2 separate regions of the Homo sapiens genome follow, and region 1 is linked to region 2. Evidence: chromatin contacts called from ENCODE Hi-C or POLR2A ChIA-PET data. All regions are on one chromosome and are shown on one strand. The core of a region is the stretch at or near the end of the contact, and the rest is flanking DNA. Distances in the headings are between cores, read along the strand shown.

Region 1 (5,260 bases), core at 504-3,003, 120 kb after region 2:
TCTTGGCCTCAAGTGATTCACCCGCCTTGGCCTCCCAAAGTCCTGGGGTTAGTTATGAGCCACCGTGCCTGGCGTCTCCAAGTAATCTAAACTTTAAAATTTTTGTTCTATGGCATATTCTTTCCTTGTTTATTTTCCTTTTCAAAGGTTTCCTCTGGGTTTATAGGAAAGCTCACTTTGGCAATGTCAGTTTCTTCCAGGTAAGTAGTGAGAACACAGAGAAAAGACTTTGTTTCTTTGCTGCTGGGATATTTTGGTCTGTGTTTGGGCAGAGAGGATGTGTGTGCAACAGCCGTGGTGGGCCTCAGAGATGCTGATGGGGGGTCCAAGTGAAAGTGCTGCCTGCCTCCACTTCAGAAGGAAAGCTATGGAGTCCTTCCCAGTGTTTGCCTCAAGGCCAAGCAGTCGCAGGGTGACCCTTTGATATCTGCTCCCCTGACAAGGATTCTGAGCCTCATCTAAGGTAGAGGTGGGGAGGGAGGCAGGATGTGATGGACACAGATTTCCAGACTCTTTCAATGGATCCACAGGTTTTGGAGAATCCACACTTCCAAAGGGGCTGAGCTCCGCCCCCATCTTGCTGATATCATTCGTGCTATTATAAATCAAACAGCAACAGGGCATGATTAAACACACGGAGCCTGACCACACGTGGGCACAATCAAGGTCTCTTATTCCCTCCGTGACATTCATGTCCAACCACTACCATTTTTGTGCCTCCTGTATGTGTCCTGATTCTCTCATTCAGAGCATCTACAAAAAGTCAAACCGTCGAATCAGCATCATTTTTAGTCCTTAAGAAACACGCTTTAAAGTTTCCTATTTTCTTTTCCTTTTTTTTTTTTTTTTTTTAAGATGGAGTTTCGCTCTTGTTGCCCAGGCTGGAGTGCAATGGCGCGATCTCGGCTCACTGCAACCTCCGCCTCCTAGGTTCAAGCGATTCTCCTGCCTCAGCCTCCCGAATAGCTGGGATTACAGGCGCATGCCACCAGCTCTGGCTAATTTTTGTATTTTTAGTAGAGATGGGGTTTCATCACATTGGTCAGGCAGGTCTCAAACTCCTGACCTCAGGTGATCCGCCCTCCTCGGCCTCCCAAAGTGCTGGGATTACAGGCATAAGCCACCACGCCCGGCCTTAAAGTTTCTTATTTTCAACGAAAATCAAGTCCCCTCTTTTCACTTTTTATAAAAGGGACCAGAAGTTTTCCTCCCATTTTTGTATGATGAAAGCCACCGCAGGCAAAGTCAGGAGAGCCACGTCAAGAAAAAGGAGTGGGTGTTACGAGAAGCCCGGCATCTAATTAGATTTTGCTCTTGCAATTACTTAACACAAACCATGCCTTATACAACCCATGAGACTAAAACAAACTTTTTTCTCTCAGCATTTCTCCCCTTTTAAGTCATATTTCCACGAATCCTCTCAGATCAGCCTTTCTCTTCAAGCCTAGAAAAATTCCAGTAGCACGTCACCGCGCCCGCCCGCCCGCTTCTGCCAAACTACTGGGCTTCCTCTTCCCTAAGACAGAGAAACCCATGCCAGAAACTCTTCTGGGTGCCCGCGGCTAAAATAACTTGGCACGAGTGTGTTTCGCTTCCAACTTGGCGAGGGCGCTGCGGGTCTCGAGCGCTCTGGCCAAGGCCGGCCCCTCAGTCGCGCGCTTACCCTGCCGGGGCGAGGCGCGCGCGGTGGCCAGGGCGGCGCCGTCCGGCGCGCGGCTGAGGCTGTAGCTGCTGTAGCCGCTGTGCAGCGCGAACTTGCAGACGTTGCGGCCGCGCGCCGTGCAGTTGAAGAGGTAGCAGCCGAGCACGGCTGCCGGGGGCGCGGGGCGCCGGGGCAGCTCCACCACGGCCACGGAGCAGCGCGGCTCGGAGCAGCAGGCCGCCACGCATTGCCGCCAGCCCCGCACGGCCGCCGGCGCCCGCAGGAAGCTGGCACCCGCCGCCAGGGAGTCCTTGGTGCGGATGATGGCGTCAGGCATTGCGCTGTAGCCGCCGCTGCCCGGGCCCGGGCAGTCCTCCTGGGGGCCGCCGCCCGCGCGCAGCTCCAGCTCCAGCTCCTCCTGAGGCCGCTCCTGCTGCAGTTGCCGGCGGAACTCCTCCAGCAGCTGCTCCACGCCCGACAGCTGCGCGTGCAGTTCGGACAGCGGCGCCGCGGGCGGCAAGGCCGCACGGCCGCTTGGCAGCCACAGGCAGAGCAGTAGCAGCCCGCGCAGCGCCCCGTGACGCGGCGGTAGCCGGCGCTGCGAGCCCGCGCTCTCCTGGGCGACGGAGGCCATGGCGACGAGAGCCAAGGGCAGCGAGCCGAGGCGGGGCTGAGCGCGGGAGGAAGGCGGGGACGCGGGCGAGCGCGGGCCCTGGGCCCCTCCTGCGCGGCCGCGGCTGGCTCTAGGCCCCGGCCTCACAGCGCGGCGCCCCCGAACCCGGCTGCTCCCCCGAGGTCGCGGGCGCCGGCGGGAACCGCAGTAGCGGGAGACATAGCCGGCCCAGCCGGGCACCGCTCCTTGCCCTCGCCGGAGACTGCCCAGCGCCCTGCGCCTCTCCGCCCCGGCCTGCGGCGCGCTGGGTGGCGACGAGTCGGCCTCGGCGTTGATCAGCACCAGGTGTGTGCGAACAGTGGCCGCGGCGGGGTGGAGCCTTGGTGAGCCCCGCCCCCCCGCGCGGCCCCGCCCCCGCGCGTCTCGCGCCGGCTCCTCCAGGGCTGGGAGAGCAGGCCCCGGGGAGGGCAGCCTCAGAACAACTTTGCTCCCGCGCCGCTGCCCAGCTAGGGCAGGGTTCATGTCTGGGCCCAGCAGGCTTTAGCAACCAACCACACCTGCCCAGGGCGCCTGCCCACAGGGGCTTGGCATTCGGGGGAATGGGGGCAGTGGGAAGGGAGGGCCTGTCTTCAAATCCTCGTGACCCCCGGGACTACTCCAGAGAGGGGGCACGCGCACCTAGGACCACCGTAGCGCGTCATCAGTCCTTCACCTCCAGCGTCCCTGACTTTCCGCATCATGTTCCCAAGATGTGCTTGGGTAGTACAAAGTGGGGCGGGGTTGGGGTGGCGGAGTCAGGGCCGGGAGGGGTGGGGATGGGAAGTACTGAAAGATGTTCAGTCTGTTTAAAAACACAAAAATCAAGCCTGGTGAGGTGGTACTCGCCTGTAAGTCCTGAGGCTGAGTTGGGAGGATGGCTTGGACCCAGGAGTTCGAGACTGCAATGAGCTGTGATCACACCACTGTACTCCAGCCTGGGGGACAGAACAAGACCCTGTCTTTAAAAATAAAAACAAAACCCATAAATAGCAGTCGTCACATGCACTCAGATTTCCACAAATATAACAAAAAATCTGAACACAGCCAACATGGGGACCTGGGAGTAATACAGCCTGTGACAGAGAGGCCTCTAGCGGTTATATCACGTAAAATCTCGGGAGTTGTGCTTTAAATGACATAAGGAATAAGAAAATGTCCAACCCAGTGGGGGCTTCACCTTGGCGTTCTAGACTTCTGTGAGCAGCATCTGCATCTTGTTTGTTTCTGAATCAGTTTCTGTTGATTCATTTTTCTCCTGATTGTGGATCGCATTTTCTTGCTTTTTAGCCTGTCCGGAAATTTTTGCCTGGATGCGCACATTGTAAATAGAACACTGTTAAGTGTCTGTATTTTTTAGGATTGAAAGAATAAATAATTGGTGGGAAAATATCAGTCTCTGCTATGTGTTTATTATCTCCAGAGTTGACATTTAGGAACCCATTGCTTGCAGATCCAGATCAGAGTAGGAGGTAAAATTAAAAGGTAGCAATAGAAAAGAAAGAAAAAAGCTCAATGTTACTTGCCATTCCATCAAAGGGAGAAATTATAAAGTTTTTGCAGGGGTATATTTGAGTGATTTTTGAGGCTAAAAGAAATGGCCTCTTAGCTCTAAAGGCTGTGTCTGGACTGTACCACTTCGGCCTGGAGATTCTTCCTCATATGGCATACTCATCCCACACAACTGCAGTCATTGTAAGATGACCTTGAAGCAACATAATGCTTTTTATTTTTTATTTTTATTTTTTGCCATAGACCTTGGAGAGCTTGAGCAGGATTGTTATGAGGAGAAACTTTCACTAGTGATGAAAATGCTGACTGAGGGTATCATCAAACCCTCCAAGGACTAGTTGTTATATAAGTTATTAATATTAAAAATAACATGATAATATATAATATTAACTAAGAATTGTACATGATTTCAAAGTTTGCCAAACACTTTCACATACATGATTTTATGTGCCTTCACAGAGACTTTGACCACCTCACTCCTGCCTTTGGGACCGTGAAAGAGAAGTCAGTATAGAGTGAGCCCTAGCTCACATGTTCCGTGGTAGGGAAGTGGACAGGGGAGAGGACAGCATTTCTCAGGGGCATTCATTTCTAAATCCCTCCAGCACCATCAAAGATTTTCCTGCATCTGCAACTTTACAATAGGTCTTTTTGGGAGAAGTGGAAATTATTTAATGTTGTGTTTACCGTGAGCAGTGGTTATTTCTGGGCTGTGAGTTGCAAGTACTGAAGGGGAAATACTGACTTTTATAATTTATAAGACTTTGTTGAATTTTTTTTTTGCAATGAGCTTGTTGTAAATGATTTTCTATTTTTTAAAAATAAGTGTTGACATCTGCTTCAGCCAGGAGGGAGCAACAAGGACTGGACTTACTCTGTGACCTGAAATGAAAAATCTGTGAAAAAAATGTATGGAACAATGGTTTTCAGACATTGGGCAACAGGCAATGCAGGGCCCAAGAGAAGGGAGACAAAGGAAGTGAACATGCTGCTTGCTCCAGCTTACTGCCTGGAGAGGGTTTCCAAGCCGCAATGCAGACAGGCGAACCAAAAGAGACTCTGAGTTGGAAAATAGAGCTGAGAATTCAGGGAGGCCAGGGTGGCTAGAGTACCAGAGAGGAGAGAGTGCAACGGAAGGAGGGAGCTCTGGAGATCTGTGCAGGGTTCCTCTGAGTCTTCAGCAGAAGTTCGACCAGGTACATGCATGTGAGGAAACTTCCCAAGACAGAGAGGCAACCACTAGAAAAAAGCTGGCAGAAAAACTTCTGAGCTTGCATTGGCCAGGCAATAGTTCGTTCCCAACAGCCAGAGTGGAGAAACCTTGTGACAAGAGGCATGAGTTTGAGTAGGAAGGGAAGGGATTACAGAGAAGCACATGAAAACTTTTGCAGGTGATAGGTGTGTTCATTACCTTGATTGTGGTGATGGTTTCACTGGTGAATACATTGATCAAAGTT
Region 2 (5,317 bases), core at 1,623-4,122:
AGGAAAACTGTTACACATCCTGTTGATGAAGCAGCGACAATTCTTTCCTGGTCAAAAAACTAAAGAGAAAATTTCTGCTTGTTAAAGATTCAGAAATATTAGCAGGGAGGAAGTCCATTTGTTTATTTAACTCAATTAGTAGCAAATCTTATAACAATTTTAAAAAGCAAAGAGCCATGAGTGCTAAGGAAATAAAATGTGTTAATGAAGCTGAAAGGCCAAACTGCCATACAAAGTATTTTCATGAATAAACAATATTTTTTCCTAGACACATTCACCCACAATTGATTTAATTTGGGACCAACACAATAAAACCTTAGGAAAATATTATTCCTGGCTGGGTGCAGTGGCTCACGCCTGTAATCCCAGCATTTTGGGAGGCCTAGGTGGACGGATCACTTGAGCTCAGGAGTTCAAGACCAGCCTGCGCAAGATGGCGAGGCCTCGTCTCTACAAAAATACAAAAATGAGTTGGGGTTGTAGGGAAGTGGAGGTTGCAGTGAGCCAAGATTGAGCCCCTGCATTCCAGCCTAGTTGACAGAGCAAGACTCAGTTTCAAAAAAAGAATAAAAATTTTAAAAAAGAAAAGCCAGGCACGGTGGCTGACGCCTGTAATCCCAGCACTTTGGGAGGCTGAGGCAAGCGGATCACGAGGTCAGGAGTTCGAGACCAGCCTGGCCAATACGTTGAAACCTCATCTCTACTAAAAATACAAAAATTAGCTGGGCGTGCTGGCATGTGCCTGTACTCCCAGCTACTCAGGAGGCTGAGGCAGAAGAATCACTTGAACCCACGAGGTGGGGTTGCAGTGAGCCGAGATCGAGCCACTGCACTCCAGCCTGGGTGACAGAGCAAGACTCGTCATAAAAAAGAAAAAAAAAAAAGGAAAGGAAAATATCGTCTGGGCATGGTGGCTCACACCTGTAATCCCAGCACTTTGGGAGGCCAAGCCGGGTGGACCACGAGGTCACGAGTTCAAGACCAGCCTGGCCAACATGGTGAAACTCCATCTCTACTAAAAATACAAAAATTAGCCAGGCATGGTGGCATGTGCCTGTTGTCCCAGCTACTCGGGAGGCTGAGGCAGGAGAATTGCTTGAACCCAGGAGGCAGAAGTTGCAGTAAGCTGAGCTCTCGCCACTGCACTCCAGCTCGGGTGACAGTATAAGACTTCGTCTCCAAAAAAAAAAAATGTATCTTTCCTAGAGCTAGATAGCTTTCTTTTTTATTTTATTTATTTATTTATTTATTTATTTATTATTATTATTTTTTGAGACAGAGTTTCGCTCTTGTTGCCCAAGCTGGCGCACTCTCGGCTCACTGCAACCTCTGCGCCCGGGTTCAAGCGATTCTCCTGCCTCAGACTCCAGAGTAGCTGGGATTACAAGCGCGCACCAGGGCTAGGTAGCTTTCTATGGAAAATGCAGGGGCTCTCCACACCAGGATTTGAAAACTTAATTTCGGCCGGGCGCCATGGCTCACTCCTGTAATCCCAGCACTTTGGGAGGCCGAGGCAGGCAAATCACCAGGTCAGGAAATAGAGACCATCGTGGCTAATATGGTGAAACCCCGTCTCTATTAAAAATACAAAAAATTAGCCGGGTATGGTGGCCTGCGCCTGTAGTCCCAGCTACCCGGGAGGCTGAGGCAGGAGAATCGCTTGAACCCGGGAAGCGGAGGTTGTAGTGAGCTCAGATCATGCCACTGTACTCCAGCCTGGGTGACAGAGCGAGACTCCATCTTGGAAAAAAAAAAAAAAAAGAAAACTCAATTTCATCCCCACCACTCATTACTGGTTTTGAGACTTTGGCCAAGTTAAGTTCACTAAATCGTGGTAAATCTTTAAAACGGGAGCACTAATCTCTACTTAGGGAGTTGTTATGAGAATTCAAAAAACAAAATGATGTTATCCCCCTGCACAGTATCTGTCACATAGTACATGCTCAAGATATATTAGTCTCAATTTTCTCATTAGTAAAACAAAGTAACGATACTTGATTCACTGGCATGCAACAATAATTAATTTTTGTAAAGCTCCCCAAACGGTATTTAGCACATAGTCGACAGTCAATTAATAAAAAAGTATGATTAAATCTACATCCCCTTTCCCAGTCCTTTTTCTGCCACTAAATGGCTAAATGATGTTGGGCAAATCATAACTTACAGAGCACTCAGTTTTCTGTAAACGAGGGGTGACACCAGACAACTTTTATGATGCTCTGCTTGTTTAAATGTATTACTCAGGACTTTCAAAGTTAGCTTTTGGATGCTACACAGATTTACCTGTAAATCCATTACATCACCATGGTGTCTGATATCACACAATAACTGATGGTCTCCTTCAAACCCTCCATCAGAGTCCAAGTTTCCAAAATCTCCAATAGACCACAGTGAAATATAATTTTCCTGTAAAACAGAAAGTTTTGTCTTGAGATGACATAAACGTCAACTCTCGGAAAATAAAAGTTGTGCTCCCGTCCGGAAATGTTGCTCCAAAACATCTCAAATGGTATGGTGAGTTTAAAACACAACGAGATACGAGGCTCAGGCATGCCATCACCGGCTCTGAGCTACGGAGCAACCGCGCCTGAGACAGGGGTCCGGGGGACCTAAAAGTGCGAGAAGAACCAGAAGGTGGGAGTTGGCGCGCGGAAGGCCAGGGGTCAGCTCAACCGGAGAGAGGGAGGAGGTAGGGGCTCGTCCCTATCAGCGGCGATACCTCATTGTCCCAAGATCCTGTAGCGAACGTCTCCGCGGTCTGTAAACTTCCCGGAGGCAGCGGTCGCCAGCGGGTTTTGCTGATTTTCTGGGACACAAACTTCGCATAAATTTCCTCCATGCCGAAAGCGGCCGCAGCAGGTACTGCAAAAAGCAAGCACAGTACGCGCCTCTCAGCACCGCCTCTTCCCGCGGAACCCTGATTGGATGGGACTTTAGGACGGAGACGGTGGCTGCAGAGAGTCAATTCTCGTCGATAGCCAGTGTGGGCACAGTCAGTACCTAGACTGAGAGGCCCACCCATCTCACAGAGCAGCTCTGAGCAAAGGCAAGAGCGCTTTGGCCTTTGAGCAGTAGGACTTGCTCCTAATCTGCAATGTCAGTATTTTCTTGTGTTCAATAATTGTGCAGTGTAAAATTTAAGTGCAAAAACAGAACAAAAACAATGCAGTAGAAACCACCTTGAAACCACACCTAAGCAGTTGCAGGTCACTGCGCATAGAAAACGATTCAAAAATCCTTAAATACTCGTGGAAGTACCTCGAATAAAGTGCCAACCTACTATCCCAAACCTCTCCCTCTTGTCTCCCAAACAAATACTTTGCTTCAAAGTTAATACACACTGTCAGAGCCTGGAGTTGGAATTCTGAAAGACTCCAGTTTTAGTTTTGATGCCAATTGCCTAGCTTTGATCAATTCAATTACGTGCATGATTAAGAATGAAGTTTGTGATACCTATTGTCAACGGCCCAGGAATCAGTTTTCTAGGTTCCTTCTGTGCTTTTGGTTACACCTATAATATTCTTCCCTTCCTCTTTACTCCTCAGAATCCTGCCTATCCTTCAAGGATCTGTTCTTTCCTTTACCATTTCCTGACGACCCCAGCCAATGTTGATCTAAATCAACACCATTTTTTTTCTTTTTTAAGACAGGGTCTCTGTGGCCCAAGCTGGAGTGCAGTGGTACAATCTCAGCTCACTGCAACCTCTGCCTCCGCCTCCCAGGTTCAAGTGATTCTCCCACCTCAGCTTCCAGGGTAGCTGGGACTACAGGTGTGCGCCACCATGCCTGGCTAATTTTTTTTTTTTTTTTTTGGAGAGACGGGATTTCACCATATTGGCCAGGCTGGTCTCGAACTCTTGACCTCAGGTGATCCAACTGCCTTGTCCTCCCAAAGTGCTGGGATTACAGGCGTGAGCTAGCATTTGATATCTAGACCACTAATGACATATATTTTGGATATATCTTATGTTAGTTTTCTTTAGATGCATATTCCTCCCCCATTAGAATGTAAATCCTACTGAATACAAGAGATATGACTTATTCAACTAAAAAATGAAGCTCTTTTACACTATAGGTATTCATAACTGTATGTTGGTTATTTCTTTAAAAAGGGCCATTATGCTACTGTTGTTTTTATGTGATATTGGTAGTCCTACTTCACAGGGACAGTTTACGGAAGCACTGCATGTAAATGCAATCCATCTGGGTCAGCTTTAGAGTTACCAGTTTCCTATCAAGGATTTGACTTTTTTCTTTTCTCCAAATGGAAGATCATCAAGAAACTGTAGAAAGATGAAATGGAAAATATTAAGTGGGTTACAGTCCCAAATCAACAATTTTATTCATGTTTAATATTGAAGTAAAGAACACTGTTTTGGCCAGGCACGGTGGCTCACGCCTGTAATCCCAGCACTTTGGGAGGCCAAGGCAGGCAGATCACGAGGTCAGGAGTTCAAGACCAGCCTGGTCAACATGGTGAAACCCTGTCTCTACTAAAAATACAAAAATATTAGCTGGGCATGGTGGTGCGTGCCTGTAATTCCAGCTACTCGGGAGGCTGCGGCAGAATTGCTTGAACCGGGACCTGGGAGGTGGAGGTTGCAATGAGCCAAGATCATGCCACTGCATTCCAGCCTGGGCTACAGAGTGAGACTCCGTCTCAATCAAAAGCAAAAAAACAAAAAGAAACCAGTTTTGCCTGTAGTTTCATTTATGGTCACATAATCCCAGAAAATAGGTAATGTTGATTTTGGATTGGAAGCAGGCCAGTGTCACATTTTACAAAATCGGATAAGAACTAGAATTTGAAAATTGTGCTGATATAGTGGCACAGATGTCTTAGCTTTGTTTCCTTCTAAAAGATTACTGGAGGCCGGGCGCTGTGGCTCATGCCTGTAATCCCAGCACTTTGGGAGGCCGAGGCGGGCGGATCATAAGGTCAGGAGATCGAGACCATCCTGGCTAACACGGTGAAACCCTGTCTCTACTAAAAATACAAAAAATTAGCCGGGCGTGGTGGCGGGTGCCTGTAGTCCCAGCTACTCGGGAGGCTGAGGCAGGAGAATGGCCTGAACCTGGGAGGCGGAGCTTGCAGTGAGCCGAGATCGCGCCACTGCACTCCAGTCTGGGCGACAGAGCGAGACTCCGTCTCAAAAAAAAAAAAAAAAAAAAAAAAAAAAGTTACTGGACTAGATGATGGCTGGATTCTGTCAGTCTCAGGTCTAATTAGGAGTCAGCGATTTGGACGCGACAAGCAATGTTCTCAGTGAGCTTCTCACTCATGGTCTTGCAGAGCTGAGAGCAATAAAGCCACGGT

Evidence for each region. Hi-C counts contacts between places; a loop is a spot of excess contacts on that map. ChIA-PET counts read pairs that join two places held with the same protein, here RNA polymerase II (POLR2A). Pooled maps may share reads with other maps.
Region 1: a map of CD8-positive, alpha-beta T cell shows a loop between it and region 2 (12-fold over the local background). The contact joins the promoter of RAET1E-AS1 here to the promoter of NUP43 in region 2. A Hi-C loop is called at or near these places in 17 of 168 maps with a recorded cell type or tissue (B cell, CD4-positive, alpha-beta T cell, CD4-positive, alpha-beta memory T cell and 11 more), 2 of 37 single-sample maps with no recorded cell type and 29 of 50 pooled maps. POLR2A ChIA-PET finds 5 or more read pairs at or near these places in 5 of 52 experiments (A673, H1, HEK293T and 2 more).

Annotation. Positions count from the first base shown.
Region 1 is chr6:149,861,745-149,867,004 of GRCh38, forward strand. RAET1E-AS1 (RAET1E antisense RNA 1) reads left to right here and starts at 1,754. Exons shown (of 2, transcript NR_045126.1): 1 at 1,754-2,638. LRP11 (LDL receptor related protein 11) reads right to left here and starts at 2,615. Exons shown (of 7, transcript NM_032832.6): 1 at 1,664-2,615. The coding sequence starts at 2,276. It overlaps RAET1E-LRP11 (RAET1E-LRP11 readthrough), which reads right to left. Exons shown (of 15, transcript NR_182438.1): 8 at 3,472-3,600; 9 at 3,141-3,253. RefSeq lists silencers at 1,620-1,769, 1,940-2,049, 2,190-2,249, 2,320-2,769 and an enhancer at 2,426-2,926.
Region 2 is chr6:149,743,657-149,748,973 of GRCh38, forward strand. NUP43 (nucleoporin 43) reads right to left here and starts at 2,873. Exons shown (of 8, transcript NM_198887.3): 1 at 2,720-2,873; 2 at 2,284-2,406; 3 at 1-59. The coding sequence starts at 2,839. RefSeq lists enhancers at 3,183-3,242, 5,085-5,317.